4 separate regions of the Mus musculus genome follow, and regions 2, 3 and 4 are each linked to region 1. A link is a loop called in an ENCODE intact Hi-C map of the cell type or tissue named here. Cell type or tissue: left cerebral cortex. All regions are shown on one strand. Region 1 overlaps Gm41143 (a long non-coding RNA gene). Region 2 overlaps Ddhd1 (DDHD domain containing 1). Region 3 overlaps Gm46452 (a long non-coding RNA gene). Region 4 has its middle 22 kb from the start of A530076I17Rik.

What was found. Peaks named below come from ENCODE experiments on the same cell type or tissue, not always from the same donor. Only the 100,000 strongest peaks of a DNase experiment are listed, where the experiment ranks them.
Region 2: it touches region 1 in a loop (4-fold over the local background); 14 of 42 quality-filtered maps call a loop at or near these places.
Region 3: a loop joins it to region 1, with 2.1 times the contacts of the local background. A loop is called at or near these places in 20 of 42 quality-filtered maps.
Region 4: a loop joins it to region 1, with 4 times the contacts of the local background. A loop is called at or near these places in 20 of 42 quality-filtered maps.

Annotation. Positions count from the first base shown.
Region 1 is chr14:45,420,585-45,425,584 of GRCm38, forward strand. It overlaps Gm41143 (a long non-coding RNA gene), which reads left to right. Exons shown (of 3, transcript XR_874578.1): 3 at 1,315-1,786. Among named protein-coding and RNA genes, the nearest start is that of Gm34250, 24 kb to the right of the region's middle. In left cerebral cortex, a CTCF peak has its summit at 2,868 (motif pointing right); DNase peaks (open chromatin) are centred at 1,953 and 2,867.
Region 2 is chr14:45,599,542-45,604,541 of GRCm38, forward strand. It overlaps Ddhd1 (DDHD domain containing 1), which reads right to left. Exons shown (of 14, transcript NM_001042719.2): 11 at 3,098-3,350; 12 at 2,024-2,215. Among named protein-coding and RNA genes, the nearest start is that of Gm41145, 20 kb to the left of the region's middle. In left cerebral cortex, a CTCF peak has its summit at 2,648 (motif pointing left); DNase peaks (open chromatin) are centred at 1,232 and 2,657; H3K27ac peaks cover 1,813 bases.
Region 3 is chr14:45,538,280-45,543,279 of GRCm38, forward strand. It overlaps Gm46452 (a long non-coding RNA gene), which reads left to right. Exons shown (of 3, transcript XR_001781252.2): 3 at 324-389. It overlaps Gm41144 (a long non-coding RNA gene), which reads right to left. Exons shown (of 4, transcript XR_003951187.1): 2 at 2,996-3,584; 3 at 310-421. Among named protein-coding and RNA genes, the nearest start is that of Gm41144, 2.6 kb to the right of the region's middle. In left cerebral cortex, a CTCF peak has its summit at 2,125 (motif pointing left); DNase peaks (open chromatin) are centred at 1,697 and 2,058; H3K27ac peaks cover 1,333 bases.
Region 4 is chr14:45,688,478-45,693,477 of GRCm38, forward strand. No RefSeq gene overlaps it. Among named protein-coding and RNA genes, the nearest start is that of A530076I17Rik, 22 kb to the left of the region's middle. In left cerebral cortex, a CTCF peak has its summit at 2,645 (motif pointing left); DNase peaks (open chromatin) are centred at 2,436, 2,593 and 4,494; H3K4me3 peaks cover 531 bases; H3K27ac peaks cover 474 bases.

The sequences.
Region 1 (5,000 bases):
CAGTCATCTATTGGGTGGAACACAGGGAAGAGCTAGAGAAAGTATCCAAGGAGCTGAAGGGGTCTGCAACCCTATAGGTGGAACAACAATATGAACTAACCAGTACCCCCAGAGCTCATGTCTCTAGCTGCATATGTATAAGAAGATGGCCTAGTCGGCCATCATTGGGAAGAGATCCCCCTTGGTCTTGCAATAAAAAAATTGTAAAAAAAAAAAAAAGGATACACACAGACTTAACACACACACATGCACAATCACAAAGACATACATCCACATCCACAGATATATACAAAAGCATGTACAGACACATAGACTCATATGTATGGATACATATAACATACATATAGGGCTGGTGAGATGGCTCAGTGGGTAAGAGCACCCGACTGCTCTTCCGAAGGTCAGGAGTTCAAATCCCAGCAACCACATGGTGGCTCACAACCATCCATAACGAGATCTGACTGGAGTGTCTGAGGACAGCTACAGTGTAAATATAATAAATAAATAAATAAATAAATAAATAAATAAAAAATAACATACATATAAACATGCACACATATGCATACAGAAACAAAGACACAAAAACAGAAATATAGACACAAACACAGAGACACATACACACATAGGCATACACATATAAACTTGCACATACATATGTTTGTATACAGAGATATAAACAGAGACATAAATGTACACAGTCATATACAGAAACACAAGAGCACACACACACACACACACACACACACACATACACACATGCAAACTTGGACACACACATATGCTATGAGAGCAGTACGTTTCAAAGTGGTATGGAAGGCAAGTTGAAGAATTCTACTAGTTACAGACAATACAATTCAGATTAAAAAAAAGTTTTGCCCATGTATTGGTGCAAGTCTTTAATTCCGGCACTTGGGAAGCTGTAGTAGGTGGGTCTCTGTGAGTGAAGGCCAGTCTGGTTCTTATAGGAAGTTCCAAGACAGCTAGGGCTACACAGAGAAATTCTGTCTCACAAAAACAAGAACAAAAGCAACAACAGATAGCTTTATCCTTGGCTCTCTCTGTGTGTAGTGTCTGTACTTGCGAGAAAGAGACACCATAAATTCCAGCCTAGTCTAGTCTATCTAGCAAATAAGTCTAGCAAATTTCAGGCTAGCCACAACTACATAGCAAGACCTTGTATCAAAAAACATGACAATAGATACAGCCTATATGAGCCGGGATACAGCCCTGTGGTAGAGTGTTTGCCTAGCATGCAGAAAGCCCTAAATCCAATCCCAGTATCTCACATATACACACAAATTCTATTTTATATGACAGAGCTATTAAAACCCTGACATTCTGGAGATGACCCTTGCCTGCCACCACCAAGCGTGGGTAGAGCAGAAGATACCCGGAGACGTGAGTGCCACTAAGAAGAGCAGGTGAGTGGTGGAGAGATGGGAGAGGAGGAGAAGCAGAAGGATGTGGGCACAGTGAGGAGAGGCGGGATGGAGACTGGATGGAAGTGAGGAACAGCCTGATGTGAGTAGCCTGCTCTCTCATGTGACACCATGGTGAAGTCCCAGCCTGTGGGTCCGTGGCACTGCAGCAACAGGGGTCTGTGTTGATGAACATGACCCACCAAAGGCCATGCAGACATCCCTGGTCTGGGTTGCAGCCTGGGGCCATATAGATGTCCGAGGGCGCTGCAAGACTGGCCCCGCCCCTCATCTGGACAGTGCTGGAGAACTGGCCCTAGGGGTGTGGGTGCAGGAGAGCTCATGAGCTGACCAACTCAGCTGCCACCCAGGCCCAGACCCAGGGCTTTGAGTTGGTTCACCCCAACATCTACCCCATCCATGAACTGCTGGAGCACTTGAAGGGGCTGGTCCTGCAGATCCCAAGCTACAGGATCTCCATGACACAGGACAACAACAGGCTATCAGTGAGGAGTCCCAGTGAGGATCCAGTATTGATAGTGTGGCAGAAGCCAGAGGCCTGGAACCACGCCAGTGACTCATCACAATGAACGTTTGCAAACAAAGATGTATGAACAACAGGGTGTATTGAGGGACACGCTGACACACTACAGCTTCCACAATGAGATGGGGTTTGTTTTGTTTTGTTTATTTCTATTTTACTCGTTTTTATTTTCTTGTGGGGAGAGGTTGCAAGGGCAGAGGAGGATACACAGGGATGGGGAGATGAGTAGGATTAGGGTACATGATGGGAAATTCACAAAGAATCAATAAAAAAGTTTAAAAAAAAACTTGACTTTGGGGCTGGAGAGATGGCTCAGTGGTTAAGAGCACTGACTGCTCTTCCAAAGGTCTTGAGTTCAACCACATGGTGGCTCACAACCATCCGTCATAACAAATCTGACTCCTGGAGTGTCTGAAGATGGCTACAGTATTCTTACATATAATCAATCAATCAATCAATCAATCAATCAATCTTTTTTAAAAACCAAAATAAAACTTGACTTTGGGGGGAATATACTGACATGGCAACTTGGTTTTAAAATAAAAACATTATTTTTTAATATTTGAGTGTGTGTGTGTGTGTGTAAGAGGGGGGTTTTAAGTGATTGTGATCCATCTGGTGTGGGAATCAGAACTGAACTTGGGTCCTCAGAATATAATAAATATTATTAATTAGTAATAATTACTAACAGAGTCTCATAGATTCCAGGCTATCCTCACACATGTATGTGGCTGAGAAGAATTTTGAATGTCTGATCCTCCTGCCTCGGCCTTTCAGATGCTGGGACTACAGGTGAGTGCCAGGATGCTGGGTTCGTATGGTGCTGGGCACTGAACCCAGGGTTTCGTGCATACTAGGCAAGAACGCTACCAACCAAGCTACATCACTGGTTCTTAGCAAGTGAAAATTATGTTGCTACCACTAGATGGCGCTGAGTGTGTGCATGATTTTTTTTTTTTTTTTTTTAAATAAGCACAAACCACCTACTGAAAAACAAGCTACTGGCAACTTTTAAAGTAAAAACTTAGGGTTTGGAGCTGAGTATGATGGTGCATGTTTGTCACAGTATCATTTAGGAGGCTAGAGAGTTTGAGACCAGCTGGGGTTACATATTTAGTCTTTGTCTTAAAAGCTAACAGGAAAATTTGTGGGATAATTTGGAGATAAAATATTTATATTAATTTATTACCTATTTGTCCAAAGTTGATCATTCTATAATTACTTAAAACAGTATTTTTAGCAATTTTAATTATGCGTATGTGTGAGTGTACATGTGTGTGTGTCTGTGCCTGTGTGCACAGGTGTGTGTGTGTGTGTGTGTGTGTGTGTGTGTGTGTGTGTGCATATGAGTGCAGGTGCTCTCGTAGGGTTGAAATCCCCCTGGAGCTTGAGTCACACTTGGTTGTGAGATGCTTGATGTGAGTGCTGGGAACTGACCTCAGGTTCCCTTTAAGAGCACTGCATGTGCTTAACCACTGACCCATCTCTCAGCCCCAAACAGGATTGCCCTATTGTGGCAGGTTTAAGGATTTATTTTATTTATTTATAAAATTATCCTAAGAAAATATTTCTTCTACTTAGGACATCTTTTCCTATACATATAAATTACTGTACTAGACTCTTAATAAAGAAAGAACAAAAAGATAATTTCCTAAGGGAGAAATACAAATTCATATAGCTATGTGAAAATATATGCAAACTCACTAAGAGTCAACTCAAAACTAAAGCAACAGGAACAGGTCTTTTAAAGCAGTCCCTCCAGGGAGGCGAAAGCAGTAAGAGGTATTTTGTACAAGCTTGTAATTCCAGAATGTGGACTATATACCAAGAACTTATCAAAAGAGGGAGAAGAAAGAAAGAAAATGAAAGATTTTAAAATGTCCAAACTTTAGCCTAGTACTTCAACTTCTGAAGGACATAATCAGAAACATATAAGGGAATGGATTATAATGTTATATATAATTATTGCATAAATTAGTGTATGCATATGTCACTTGATAGGCATTTATAAAGTCAGAACTAATTTTAAATGACAGAATAAAAAGGCAGAGAAACACTCTGTACCTGGGAATCCAGTGGCCACACCACACCTGGCTGAATATCGGGCATATTCTCCTCTCTCCTTCCTGCCCTCCATTACTCTTGCTTAAGTTGAATTCCCAGTCCTCTATCAGAACACTTGCGGGGTCCCCTCCTTCTCCTTTCATTCCCAGTGGACTCCACCAACCTCATGGTAGATCCAGCTATCTCCCTCCCACACCTTCCTGTCAGCTGCAGGTACCTAGAATGATCTCTGGAACTCCCAGTGACCACATTGGGCTGGGACTTGGTAGGTGACTTTCACCCTCATTCCTGTTCCCCACTGCAGTCTCTCCAGCCCCATCCCAGAGCTGTAGCTTGAAGGGCACTCCTCCCACCTACCGCCACTCCTGGATGCTGCTAAACCTTGAAGCACACACACCACTTCTCCTTCCTGTGGACCCTCTCAGCTACCTCATTCTAGCACATTCCATCCCTTCCCTTCCTGTCAGCTGTCCCCACACACACCTAAACATACTTTATACATAGTACCCTCAGTATCCACACCTAGCTGGGACTTGGGTAGGTGAATCACACTATCTTTTCTGGGGACATTACAATCTCTCTAATCCCACCCTCACTGTAGCAACAACATGTCTATAAATACCCCTCCTCCCACCTCAATCTCATTCACTGGAGACTCCAAATCTTGGCTAGGACACAGGGTCCCCCTGTTCCTTTCATCCCTGTCTCTCTAGAAAATCATTTACCTTACTGTAATATACTTGCAAAATAACCTCTTCCCATCATGTTCACACCTTCAAATCCCTGAGGACCCCACTTCTAGGTGTAAACAGGATCCCCTTAGCCCCCCTCAGCCTTTTCTTCTAGCCCACTTCTATTCTTCTCTGCCACCCACTGACCTGCAGAAGCTCCTCCTACCAGACAACCCACAGCCATCACACTTTCCTAAATTCCAAAGAGGCCAATAATAGCCATAGAATGGAAGACTCACCCAACAA
Region 2 (5,000 bases), 180 kb after region 1:
TAAAATGCTTTAAGATAAGCCTTGTCTTTTCAGAAGAAATTAAGGATAGCTGTGCAAGATGTGTCAAGTCGATGAAAATAAAGGACACCTGACAGGACTTACTCTTCACAGAGAAAACAGGATTGATCATGGATTCAGTCTGTATCCTCTTTACCCTCAGACAATGAGACTCAAAGACAGTGGCGTCAGATGAAGGCTATCCAGAAAGCTGAGGCACTCAGTGTGAGGAGGGGAGGAGGAAGGAGGCCCAAGAACCTCATCACAACAGCCAGGGTCCACAGAGATTTAAGGAAGAGAGAGTTTCAGGATTGCAAGTCAGCAATTATGGCATAAAAGTCAGGATTACACAGAAGGAACTCTACTGAGGCAAGTCTAAGAATCAGGAACCCAGACCCAGAGTGACTGAAGACAGACGCGCACTGTCAGGGCCTGACTCTAACATTAGTCTATCTCTTTAGAGCTGACTATATGAAACAGACTCATAGATATCTCAGATGTTGTCGAGACTACAGGTGAAATCTAACAAGAAGACTGGCAGAGCATTTACATGCAAGTATGACACAGCACGGCTGGGGTGTAGCCCAGCAGGACCGCAGGCTGCATGCACAGCACACACTGGGTCTGGGTCTGAGGGGACATGTGTGGTGAGTTCTGTTCAGCTGAGCTCCCACTGCGGAGGGAGGGAGGGAGAGAGGGAGGGATCTTTACATTTGTAGCAGCATACAGAACGGACCGGGGTTTTCTTTGCTCAGACACTGTATGTGTTCACTCCTGCTGGGGTCTCAACTGTTCCCGGGAGTGTCTGTCCCCAGTGTGCACCCTCCCATTCACCAGCATCACTGCCATGCACTGACAAGACCATGAAGAACTGTAAATTCTTAGTGCCACCTTACAAAATTCCTCCAAAATAACTGTTTTCAGAAGTTAACTATTTTGATTTCTGCATGCCACTAAAGTTTATACATTTATAATCATGTTTCTAACTAAAAAATAAAAAAAAAACAGTGTAAGAACTCAGAAGAAAAATGAGCTTTATACAAATATCAACATCTAAAAAGAATTGTTTACACATGGCCCTAATGACTTGCAAACACATTTTTTAGCACTGGAAAGGACTGACAGATGCTGTTGGCCCACATAAGAACGCCTAGCCCTGCTGCCTAGTTACCCTGGAGTGGACTATGTGTGTGGAGGAGTGGGGCAGCCTCTTGGATGCCACCCAGACCGGTTCTGGTTGATGGCTGTTTCAGAATTCAGGGTGGCAGACACAGTAAGAACACGGTGCTCCTGGTAGCTGCGGTGGAGTCTGTTAAAAGGACTGGAGAAGTCCATTCCCGCTTGCTAGCTACAGAAAGGAAGCGGCTGCTTCAGAGTCTGTCTCTCCTTATCATCGACGGGAAGACACAAAGTGTCTGTGCTATTACCTGGCACTTTAAGTTCACCGACAGACCAGTGCTTTACAGTTATGCCAGATTAAAAAGTCTTAAGTCTACTGGGAAACAAGAGATCTACCTTAATGCTTCATGCACCTACTCACAGGTCTCCCTACTGTCTACTGGTAACAGGGCAGGGACAGAAGACACACAGTGGGGCCCAAGAGAATGCCTCAGCCTTGGAGGGCTCAGAAAGCTGCATAGGAGTGTGTGGTTAGCTGCAGGACAGAGCAGTGTGTCAGACAGAGGACACATCTAGAGTGACTGGAAACTTAAACCTTGGTGAGCGTATTAATAAAAATGTACTTTGTACAAGCTAGGGTTGCCTACCCCAGAGACTTGTCTTGTACTTGATAATTTAGACTCTCGTGCCAGAGAGTCCTGGTTATAATCTAGCAACTTGTCAACGCAGATACTAAAACTACACTTGCCTAGAAAATATTCTTAAAACTCACATTACCTTTCCTTTCAACGACTTCAGACTTGAGTGGGACCACTACTGGCCCTGCTCGCCCAGCCCTCCCCGCCCACCCATCAAAAGCTACAGAGACAAAGGCACAAAAGCTCAAGGATAGAACTGTAGGACTGACATGCGGAGTCGAGGAAGCCGGAGCCACTGTGCGGCAGGGTCTGCGTTGCCACGGTGGTGGTAGAGGGTGAAGCTGAAGGCTTCTTATCATCTTCCAGTGAGTCTTTAGATGGCTCAGACGGCTGTGATGCTGAAGAACGTCCAAATCTTGAGAACAACATTCCTCCAAGGCCCTTTCCAATGCTAGCAGCCCCTGCATGTCACAGAATAAGGCAATCACTCCACTGACTCCGCTCACAGCACCCTGGGGAGCAGCACCCGCAATCACAGCCGACTGACTGAGGGACTTTCTCAGGGTGGGGACCTAAAAATATTCCAATTTCTACTGTAGGTTTCTAAATAAGAATGATGTTTAAAAGAAGGAAAATATAAATTCTAGGAATACAGATACAGGAACATATAGCCAAAGCAACCCAGGTGTTATTTTATTCAAATATTCATTGTTACAGAGGTTTATGGCAAGATTAAAACTTCTAACAAGAGACCCATGCGGTTGACATGGGGCATCTACCTATTAATAGGAATATGTCTTACTAAATGTATGCTATACAATGCCATTAGTAACCTTTACGCATGATGTCAAATAGCAAGTAAGTTTGGTAGCTAAGGCCTACTTAGAGTGCCATCTTGTGGCACTTAGATAAAGGACACTCACTCAGAAACAAAGGACACATTCAAGTGCTATGCAATTGAAATACCCAATTTCTATGCTGGCACAGGAAGTTACTCAAGGAGAGATGAAATATCCCTCTTGCCTTAGGAAGCGAAAGGACTAAACAATTTCACTTTGAGAGGACATCAGAGACCTTGATGCCCCCAGAATGCACAAGAGCAATAAAAACAACAGCATTTTAAAGGCTCCCTCAGCAAGTCACAGAGCCAAGATTATAAGGAGCAGCAGAAAGCCCCGTCCTTTCTTCAATCTAGTCAGAGGATGTCAGAGCATCTGCTTCAGTCAGCAAAGACGCTAATTCAGGAGATGGACAGGTGGAAGATTTCTAACAGTGCATTTCCAACCAACTTAATACTTACACATAAAGTACTTACATTCATAGGTAAGAAATGAGAGAATTACCCAATATGCTTGCTTTGCCAATGTTAGTTATAGATTCTCCATAGTGGCGCCGAGATAAGACGGGGGAGGTCACAGGGCTTGGGATAGCTGCTATGTTCTCACTGTCTGAAACTGAGGTAGGTTCTTTTGCTGGGTTGAGAAAATTTGGCTTCATATGCTCATAAGGTAGAGGGTTTGAAGTGTTGTACCAGTGGATCTGGACTGGAGAAATGTTGCTGTAGTGTTTCAAAATCAACGGTTCTAATCTGTAGGCCTAGATTTTTAAGAATGCAAAGAAACATGACCTTAATTCACAATTCCTGGATTTTAGTAAAATGTTTATTCTAAAGTGAGAAAGAATTTTTAAAAAATGGTTATCTGAAAAACATTTTTCACTGTTACTATGTGAGGTTGTGTAATTACACGTCCCTAATAGTGAGATTATTAAAAACCCAAAAGAACAGTAATAAAAAAAATGAGTTATCTTTGTCTATTAATTTGTTTTCATAGAAAGACGGTTTCACTGTATTCTGATCAAACAAGAATGAGTCTTGTTGGGCTGGTGAGATAGCTCAGCGGGTAAGAGCACACTCACTGCTCTTCTGAAAGTCCTGAGTTCAAATCCCAGCAACCACATGGTGACTCACAACCACCCGTAATGAGATCTGACGCCTTCCTCTTGAGCATCTGAAGACAGCTACAGTGTATTTATTTATAATAATAAATAAATCTTTAGACAGGAGTGAGCAAAGGTCCTGAATTCAATTCCCAACAACCACAAGAAGGGTCACAACCATCTGTACAGCTACATAAAAATAAATAAGTAAATCTTAAAAAAAAGAAAAGAATGAGTCTTGTTATAAGGTCAGACTCACAAAGCTGAAGTGGAGGACAGCCCAGACCTTAGTAAATAAGGTCAAACACGTGACTCCAATAAGAGCCTAACTTGAAAGCCAAGGAAAGGTTGCTGTCCAGCAAGTCGCTCGTTAGTGTGGTGTTTACTGAGAATCCGTAGTGCAGATTCTCACTGCTGTTAGCAATTCACTGCCATTTAATACGTCACAAAGATCTCGGCGCTCTCTTATAGGAAGAAGAGAGCAGGTCTGCACAAGCATTAAGAAAGCATTAGGAAAAAGCAGACTGGCAGGATGCACACTCAGAACATGTGAAGATGGGTTCAAATCCCAGCACCAAACATAGAAAAGCTAAATGTGAGATGCACAAAGAAGACAGAATTCATGCTTGGAGTAAAACATACGGCCATGCTAGTCTCTGAAGGGACTGCCAGGCCTGCAGTCTGCATCTGAGCCTCTAACACATGTAGGCTATCATCCCGGTGCTTTCAGCGCCTCAGCTTCGCTTACAAGAGGTGGCTGTAAGTTTACACACATGTGACTTTGTAAAATAAAAGCTAACTTCAGATATTTAAAATCCTTTTACTGTGTGTGAGTGTGTGTGTGTGCTGTACTAACCATTCTCCCTAACGATGTACACAAACGTCTTCACTCTGTGTGGTGTGGAACCACACTCCTCCTGCAAGCTAGGCAAGCATTTGGCCACTGAGCCGTACTCTAGCCTGTGTCTTGTCTATGAACGTCCTCTCAGCTCTCGCTATTTACACCTGGATTAGATCTCCAAGTGTTTACATTTAGACACAAAATTAGCAGAAAATTGAAAAGCTTGAGTACTTTACACTTCCACTCAACTAAATACACGACTTCACCTCCTTTCTTGTTTTTGGTTTAAGAGAATCTGCCAGACTCATCTCAATTTTATAGCATGCTTTTGAAAAACATTACTTAAAGCAGGACATTTTAACTATATTGTCTTATTTATTTATTTTTGTGTTTGTGTACTATAACACATGGGTGACAAAGATCAACTTTTGGGAGCTGCTTTCCTTCTTTCATCACGTGGGTGCTGG
Region 3 (5,000 bases), 120 kb after region 1:
CTTGAACTCAGATCTTTTTACTAGTAGGTAGGATGGAAAGATAGCCCTCGGGGCTGGAGAGATGGCTCAGCAGATAAGAGCACTGACTGCTCTTCCGAAGGTACTGAGTTCAAATCCCAGTAACCACATGGTGGTTCACAACTATGGTAATGAGATCTGATGTCCTCTTCTGGTGCATCTGAAGACAGCCACAGTGTACATACATATAATAAATACGTCTTTAAGAACTCATACTCAGAGTGTAATATGTGCTGTGTTCTCTCTCTCTCTCTCTCTCTCTCTCTCTATCTATCTGCCTACATCACTCACCTTGGACCACATAGCTAGCAGGTGGAAGAACTGAAAATGGAGTTTGGGTTTGAAAACAATAGAAATGCTTCGAAATGTTCACGCGTGGATGATGATGAGAGCAATGGAGTCACTGAAGAGAGAAAGAGACACTGAGAGAGTTCAGGTGCTGGGGGAAGCTGAAGAGATTTCATAAGGGAAAAAAAGGTTAAACTAGGGAGCTTACGCAGTGGCTCAGTGGGTAAGACCTGTTCTTGCAGAGAACTTGGGTTTCATTCCCAGACTTTGGAGGGCCTCTCTCTGAAGGCATCAGGCTCATTCATATATGCAGACCATATCTGGGGCTCATTCATATATGCAGACAATATATACACATAAAGTAATATATAATCATATATATCAGATATATTAGATATATCATATATATATAAAGTAATCATATCTATCCATCTTTATCTACCTATCTATTTATCTACCTACCTATCTATCCATCTATCTATCTACCTATCTATGAAATGTTGAACTTGAGGTTAAAGTATTTTATCCAGTGGGAAATTCTGCAGGGCAGTTAGATAAGTATGCCCGGTAATCTTGAGAGAGGATCAAATTGCACAAGAAATTCATTAAGGTAGAGGTGAACCCTAATGGATGATTTAACCTTCCCAAATGACACTGCTCCTTGAAGTCTCTCAAAGGCAGAAGCAAGAAAAATACAAGAGTCATTCAAGGTGACTGAAGACAGAGAAGAAAGGACCAAAAGGGTTGGGGGAAAATGAGGTCAGTCTAATGTCAGGTGTGGGGGCAGGGGTGGGGGCGAGGAGAGGTAAAAGTAGAAATCACGCATCCATTTCAAGAAAGGAAATGCCATCCGCGGTATCAAATGATGCTGTGAGGTTCGAGGTTCAGGAGAAAGCAGTACACTGCCCGAGATAACTGGAGAGCCGACGGAAGAAAAGCAAAATGTTCAAGGGAGATTTGTTTGGCAAAGCTGAGCAAGAAATAAGATGGGGATTTGGGGGCAGAACAGGAGTAAAAAAATGCTTTTCCGAAAGAAGCCTGAGTTTGAGTTAAGGCTTGGGGAGGTATAGGGGAGGTCCTGGCAAGCCAGAGGAAACATACAAACGTCTGACAGTGGAAAGGCACCTCCGGACAGAGCAAACCAGAGTATAAACACATTTAAACAGATACAGTGGCTACTAGCCAATGGGAGGGTGGGGCTCCTTGGGCTATTGTGCAGCTCAGATGGACTTCCTCCAGGAGGTCAGAGCTGGGCCGGGATGTAAGAAGGGAAGGAAGGATGCGATTGAAAGATTATTTCAGTACAACTAGGACAGAGGCCCTTAAACGAAAGCCGGCAGTGACGTCACACATGCAAATGTGCCTGGCCTTTGGAAGCTGGCCTGGGAACAGTGAGGAGGGCCCCTACTTGTGAATGGCTAGGAGCTTAGGGACCTGCCTTCACACTACAACAGGAACTGCACCCCAGTCAGGGATTCATGTTAATAAATGGGCTAGGCTCTGCCCTGATTCCCAATGTTATTCATTGTGCAGTCGGTTTCTCCTAGTTTGGTTGGCAGGCCTAAGTCTCCATTCTGAGAAAATGGTCACCCTGGCTCTGTCCTTTGTTATTACTGTGTCCTCTGCAAACACACACACCCTTTGTTGGTCCCAAAGCAGGATTTGCAGGGCCACTGAAAGCCAAGCCAGGCAGTCACCTCGATTCCAATTGCCCTAAGGCCAATTTACAAGGACAAAAGTGTTTTGTTGTTTTTAATCTGCTAGGTCATAAGGAGGCTTCTCAGGTGACAGAGAACGTCCCAGCAGCTGAACAGCGCCATCTGGTGCCTGGGAGGTGTCACTTTGAAGCTTTGCTCTTATTCGAACTAATCTAAAAACACCATTAAGGCTCACTACCAATTGTAATACCAGTTCTAAGGGATCCGATGCCCTTTTCTGGCCTCTGTGGACATCAGGCATATGCGTGGTGCACAGACATACTGCAGCAAAAAAAAAACAAAACAAAAACCAAAAAAAAAAAACCATACACATAAAATTAAAAACAAACAAACAAACAAACAAACAAGGAATTTAGCCAAAGCCTGGGGTGTAGTGGCACAGCCTTTAACACCAGCACTTGGAAGGTAGAGAAAGGCAGATCTCTGTGAGTTTGAGGCCAGCCTGGTCTAAATAGAGAGTTCCTAGCCAGCCAGGACTACATAGTGAGAATCTCTTCCCCCTCCCCCCTCTTCCCTCCTCTTCCCCTCCCCCTCCCCTCCCCCTTCTCTGCCCCCTCCCCTCCCCCTTCTCTTCCCCCTTTTCTTCCCCCTTCTCTTCCCCCTTCTCTTCCCCCTCCTACTTCTCTTCCCCCTCCTACTTCCCTTCCTCCTTCCCTTCCTCCTTCGCTCCCTCCCTCTCTCTGCCAGGGACTGGTGAGATGGCTCATCAGGTAAAGAACCTGCCATCAAGTCTGATGTCATGAGTTCCATCTGTTCATGAGTTGTTCCTCTGTCCTTCCTGTGCGTCTATGGAATGTGCAACCCCCTTCCACCTCCCCCATGTCTAAAGCCCAAATACATAAATAATAAATAATAAAAAGCAGAGAAGATGGAGCTGCTAGTGTTATATGTATTATATGTATTTTACCATAACAAAGACTGGGAAAAGATGAGCTTTTCCCTGTGATGTCGTTCCCTTTTGGATGACCTACCCCCACATGACTGCGTTTGCTGCTTCTGATCATCCCCGTTGCTATGTGTGCAGATTCTGTCATCTGTAGCTGAAAAGCAGAGAGAGAAAGTATGTTTTGATCACATGCATGCTTCCAGTACTCCTTCACAGATAATGGTCCTGTAAGCATGAAACCATTTGGATGGCATGCTGGAATGCGGCATCTCTACTTTCTCAGTTCTTTAAAGCATATTTATATTACATTTTATCCCCCTCCCAACCTCTGTATGCGCGAGCATGCCCTCTATACTTCCATCAGAGGAAATCTGGCAGGGGTCATTCTCTCTTTCTGAGATGTGAGTCCCAGGGATGGAACCCAGGTTGTCAGGCGTGGTAACAAGTGCCTTTATCTGCTGAGCTGTGGCAGGGGCCCTACAGTTCTGTTACTGTTTACATTTCGGCCCCAAATTGGCTGTGAAGAAACCAAAACGTATCACCTTCAATTTAAAGTTTGCTGTTGAGCTGAAGGCAATGGAGAAACAGCAAGCAGAAGAAAGGCTCCATCTGCTCCCCCTTTCTCCTGAGACAGGACACAAAGGGATACAAATTCTCCCGGCCAGGTGACAGCTCTACATTGGAAACAGAAGGGTGTGAAAATACATTTTATTCATTCATTTTCTTCCCACCATTTCAGACCCTTGGAGCCTAGAATTGTTCTCCTCTGTGATTCCATGTCTCTGCTGTTTCTTTTTGGCAGGTGCTGGAGATTGAACCAGGTGTCCTGAACAGTAGCATTCTACTCAATGGTGTTCTACCACCGAGACATATTCCCAGCCCTCATTCTATTTTGTGTGTGTTTTACCTGCATGTATATCTGTGCACTGTGTGTGTAACTAGTGCCCATGAAAGCCAAAAGAGGGCATCGGGTACCCTAAGACTGGAGTTAAGACAGTTATGAGCCACTTTGTAGATACTAGAATTCAAACATGGGTCATCTGGAAGAGCAGCCAGTGCTTTTAATTGCTGAACCATCTCTTGACCCCTAGTGCTTGTTTGTTTGTTTGTTTGTTTGTTTGTTTAGAAAAGATCTGTCTATGTAGCTGGTCTCTAACTCAAAACCCTTCTGCCTTTGTCCCTTGGGTAACACACGCTATCCTCCTATGTCTGCAGGCTGGCATTACAAGTATATGCCACCACCCCACTCTAATTTCTTGATCTTGCTGGAAGTTGTTGTATAAGCCAGAGCTCTGAGGCTCTGCCTGGAGGTGTTTCAGGAGGCTTCTGTGTGATGCTCACTAAGTGTGGTGTTAATAATCCTGCTTTTTGCTTCTGATAGTCTTTATAGTCTTAGCTAAGAACTACAAGGGGTTACAATAGAAGGCTTTCACCTTTGACAATTGCTTTGACCATCCCACTCAAACTGTTTCTCATATCACCCGGTACCTCCACCTTGGTGTAGGCAGCAGACTAGGCTGGCCTCAAACTCAGAAAGATCCTCCTGCCTCTGCCTCTCAAGTGCTGGGATTAAAGGTGTGCTCATCACCATACCCAGCTCCAGGTTCTTTTTTTTGTGCCATCTTCTTCTTTAAAATTCTCTCTCTAGATGATTTTCTTGTTTAGAGGCTGAAGATGGCCATTCTGCTGAGCCCCAGGTTTCTTGTCTAGACCCGCTCTTGATGCTGCAGAATCTCAGACCCACGGGAAACATTTCAGAGTGCTCTGTTCAGGGTGAGACTCTGGACTTCTTCACCAATGTCTGTATCATTCGTATCATCAAATGGTACCTTCGACTCTGTTGTGTAACTTAAAAATGAGGAGGCAAGCTTGGTCTTCTGCTTTCGTTTTCTGCCCTTCTACAGTGACCCACTTAACGCTGAGTTCTGCTAGTCTGTGTCTGGAGTAGATTACAAATTGAGCCTCCATTTTCCATCCCCACCGTCCCTCTATAGTTTAAGCTATGGTCAGGTCATCTCATCGAGATCGTGCACTCAGTAGCCTCCAATGTGCTTTCTCCAATGTCCCTCCAGTTTACTTCCTACCCAGTC
Region 4 (5,000 bases), 270 kb after region 1:
CACATGAGACCCATGGTACAGGCAAGCCAAGATCCCGTGGGAGCGAAATAAGTCTCTGACTTAAGAGTAACCGTGAGACAAGGATTACAAGAGGCAGGAAAAGGGGGTATATAACCAAACAGGAGTCCTATTGTGAAAGAGTCTCAGCCTGAATGGATCTGGTTCAGGTAAGAGGGTTCATTTCTGGTCCTGGTCTGGAACAGGCTTGGCAAGGGAGCGGTGAATCCAGGCAGATATCCATCAACCTTGGTTGCAGCTGATGTCAGGATGACAGCGTGAAGTCCTTTCCAGGCAGGCAGATGTCAGTACATTTTTCTGGAACTACTACTATCTTCTTCTTCTTCTTCTTCTTCTTCTTCTTCTTCTTCTTCTTCTTCTTCTTCTTCTTCTTCTTCTTCTTCTTCTTCTTCTTCTTCTTCTTCTTCTTCTTCTTCTTCCTTCTCCTTCTCCTCCTCCTCCTCCTCCTCCTCCTCCTCCTCCTGCTTCTTCTTCTTCTTCTTCTTCTTCTTCTTCTTCTTCTTCTTCTTCTTCTTCTTCTTCCTTCTCCTTCTCCTCCTCCTCCTCCTCCTCCTCCTCCTCCTCCTCCTCCTCCTCCTCCTCCTCCTCCTCCTCCTCCTCCTCCTCCTCCTCCTCCTCCTTCTTCTTCTTCTTCTTCTTCTTCTTCTTCTTCTTCTTCTTCTTCTTCTTCTTCTTCCTTCTCCTTCTCCTCCTCCTCCTTCTTCTATTTATTTTTGTATGAGAATACACTGTCACTCTCTTCAGACACACCAGACACACCATGAACCACCATGTGGTTGCTGAGAATTGAACTCAGGATCTCTGCAAGGGCAGTCAGTGCCCTTAACTGTTGAGCTGTCTCTTCAGTCACCCTTCCTGGAATTTCTTAAAGTACACTTGGCCTCTTGGGAAGAATGAATGATGAGGCACTAAGGAGAGATCCAGAAAGGCATCTTGAACCCTAGAATGGACTGCAGCCTGGGCCTGTAGGAGAGACTGGAAACACTTTAAAAGAGACCAATTAGTAATCTCTTCAATAATAGGGTCCCTTTTAGCAGCACTCCCTTTTAAATCAATAGTCAGTAGGCCTTAGGTATGGGAGTCTCCAGGAGGTCTGGCTAACTGGCCTGAGATATGTCCAGTAAGTCCTAACAGTCATGAAGGGGGCCTCAGGGTTGCCATCAGGCAGCAATGGCACAGGGTTGAGACTCAGTACAGCAACAAAATGAAATAGGACCAATCAAGCAACAGACTGATATTGAGTGATGTGAGCCTTTGACATCTACCAACTGTGGTTATTTTAATGGGAATATATGACCCCCAAAGGTTCATACATTTGAATGCTTAGTCATTTGTTAGACTTAGACTATTTGAGCAAGATTAGGAGATGTGGCCTTGTTGGGGGAGGTGTGGCCTTGCTGGAGAAGGTGTGGGCTTTGAGGTTTTAAAAGTCCACATTAGAGCCGGTCTCTTTCTCTCTCTCTGCCTGTCTGCCTGTGTTTTTAGGTTATAGTTTCCAGCTACTGTTCCAGTGCCATGCCTGTCTTTGCTGCCATGTTCCTCCCATGATGATAATAGACTAATCAATCCTCTTAAAGGTTAGTCTAATCTTTCTATAAGCAAGGCCAATTAAGTGCTTCCTTTTATAAGAGTTGCTATGGTCATGGTGTCTCGTCATAGCAGTAGAACCATGACTAAAACACTGGCCATTTGTCACTCTTAGGAGGGCTTCCATAGCGTGGGGAGCTTTGCAAGTCAGGTTCTGGACGCAGGGAGCTTATTAGCAGGGAGCTTATTAGCTTTCCTTACTTGTATAGTAGTTGTGGTTAAGGCACCCGAACAGGACGATTAACTGGCAGCCACTGTGTCCAGATGCTTGGATAGATATATTACAGGCTTTGGCTAGGTCTGAGATAAAATACATTTTGCAATGCTCTGAGTCTCATGGGTGAAAAGGTGGAATGGTTTAGGGATACCTGGTAACTAAATCTGGGACTTGGGTTACAATCTGTGTTAGTTCTCAGAAGGCTTGTTCCTCTGTTTCAAAGGCTGGTCTCTCCAGAGGGAAAGAATAAAAGGTCTGGGCTTTTTCAGCAAACCCAGGAATCCAGAGACTGAGATGTCCCCACTGCCCCCTGGAGTCGTGTACTTGCTTCTTGGCTAGGAGACTGAGAGTCTAGAGGACTGGAGACATTGGCAGCAGGAGGCCTGGGACAGGTAGCCCAGCAGCGCTGGACTCCCTGTAGGTGAAGCAGCCTCTAACTGCCTTCCTCTACCTTCCAGTACCCAGCAGTGCCACTGCAGTTTAGCTCTGTGCAGATCAGCGAGCAATCCCTCTCCACCATCCCCTTCCAGACTCCCTAGCTTTGGCAGGTCCTTTTTCTGACCGGAAGAAGGAGGAGCTGTTGCATCCAGGATGAGGCTGAGCCAGTCTTTGCTAGGTGAAGCGGGCCCAGACTGACGGTCGTCCCAGGACCCCGTACTGTGGAGCCCTGGGCCAGGAGTGTGTAGCTCCAGGACCTGATGGGTTTGACTGGCGGTTTCTTATCCCGGAGAAGAAAGCTGACAGTCTTTGCAAACAAACAAACAAAAAAGACTAAAACGGCTAAAACAGCTAAAACAGCTAAAACCGGCAGAGGTTGCCACCTACTGGCAGCATCTGGAAAATCAAGCAGAATTTTAATCAGCGTCAGCGCCCTTTGGGGGTTGGTGAGGAATGGGGGAGAAGAGGCAACTCCTTTCTGGGGGCGGGGGAGGGGAGGGGAGACGAAACAAAACAGAAACACCAATAGCAAAATCAAGAAATCAATTAAACAACTCTGTGAGTCAAACTTGTCTGACAACATTCAATCACTCACCCATGAATAAATGGCTGGTTATTCATTCAAGTAAAATAGAATCTCTCATGAGAGGCTAAACCAGGATAAAAAGTCCCCCACTCCTGGCGTCCCAACTTAGTATGGAGAACTGGAGAAGTTCTCTTTAGAATTTTTCTACCTAAACCAGGAAAAGAGCCTTGACTATCCATCCCTCTTAGTCAGAAGAAGGAGGAGAAGAAAAAGTAGAGGAGGGCAAAGAGAAGACGACTCGACTCCCCTTAAGTCCTACCTCATTTATCCAGAAAGTTCCCATGAGCCTCATCCTCTGCAACCAGAACCAGAACTGAATTCAGTACATAGACTCATCCTAAGAGTGTGAGTAGGATTCTGTTTTGGTGCTGGGAACATGGCAGTCACTCTAGACCTCTCAGGACTCAGTGAGAAGAACTGGGCTCTGGAACATTCGTCGGGGTATCTCCCCTGTGACCTCTCTCTGGCAGGGCAGGGGTGAGGCTGAGTCCCACAGGACATGGGGGAATCTCATTGTGGCCTCCAATGTTGTGATCCACATAACAGAGTTTCGGTCAACTATGCTGATTAAACCAACTAAAGAAGTTTTAAGCCCTTTTTATAGATGGCCAGACCAAGAGGAGGCGTGAGCTTTAGAAAAGTCATCTTGGTACCTAAGCTCAGAGATACAGAGTTTTTAAAGGCAAAACCCCAAGATACATCAGTTAGATAAGGGTCAAAGTAAACCCTCTGAAATGCTCATTTCTGGCAGAGCATAAGAGTTATTTTAGACATGACTTGCTGATTATTTTGGTTAACAACATGATCAAGGCCATGGGAATCTCAAACATGTTACCAAGACAGAAGTGAGTGTTGTGGGGACTTGGCTATAGAGGCTGAGAACTGCCCAGGCAAGATTCTGCCAGAACGGGAGGGGGAATTGCCTTAGTCACGTCAAAGCCACTTTAGTCTTTCCAGCAAAGGCAGGTGCCTCCTTCACGAGCAGTGAGAAGAACTAAGGCCCCGAGGTTACAGAGGATCGCTGCAGCGGGAATCATGATGCTTTGGGGGCTTTTCTGTCAAAAGCATCATTCCTAGAGAAAGTGCAGAAACATATGGAAAGAGGTATCACCAAGTGAAGACATTCGTCGTAGAGCATCAGGTCTCGTAGAGCATCAGGTCTCAAAGCAAGAAAGCAGGGGGTTAGATGAAATCTTGGAGATAGTTAAATGGAAGAGAGTAAGCTGTCACATGAAGGGAACATGGCAGTTTTCTCCAACGTAGAGGCTAGAATCTCTTGTCCAGGGAGAGTCCTGAACAGATAATGAAGGATAAAGGAAAGCAATGCCTGACAGTTGGATGTCCCGTTTCGTGCCTATGTCTCTCTTTATCTCTCATTCTTCTTTCTCTCTTGCTTTTTATCACCCCAAGTGAGGAGTCTGGGGGCCTACAGCGGTTGCTTGATAGCTTTCTTTGCATGTCAGAGGCTGGCTGGGTAAGGGGTTGAGTGGTTGGAACAATCCCCTCCCAGGTATTCCAAACCTGTATCCATAGATTTTCAGAAAACCTTACTTAGCTGCTCACTGAGGAACACAGGGTTTTCTCCACCTCCCTGGGTCTCTGTCAGCCTTTGAAAAAGATACTGCTTTGCTAGCATACTGCTTCATTCTGTTCTGCAAACACTGAGTCATAATTGGTCCCTGTGTTCCCAGTGATTGTGAGTGACTGGCCTGACAGTTGCAGGTGAGGATTAGCTTCAGGAAATGCTGTTGCCCCATCAGAAAATTGGGTTAATGGGTCGCTGTTGATCTGCCTACACTCATACAGCACCCTGGATATAGGATTTCTTGTTTCCATTGCAGCAACGTGGAAATGAGACTGGGAAGTCCTTTGTGTACACTCTATAAAGTCAGAATCGTGTAGAAAAATCCTTCTAAGATTTTGTAGACCAATATTTCTATAACCTATCTCAAGTCTCCCACAGAAGAGGGAACAGGGGCCAGACATGGTAGGACATATTTGTAACTACAGCAGTCAAGAGTCTGAGGCAGGGGGATTGGGATGAGATTGTGGCCAGCATCTTGTGCATTTAAACCTCGGGCCTGGCTAATACATTTGGGGTCTTGATGCATTCCAGAACGGTTTCCGTGTCGTTATTCACACAAGACCCTCGTC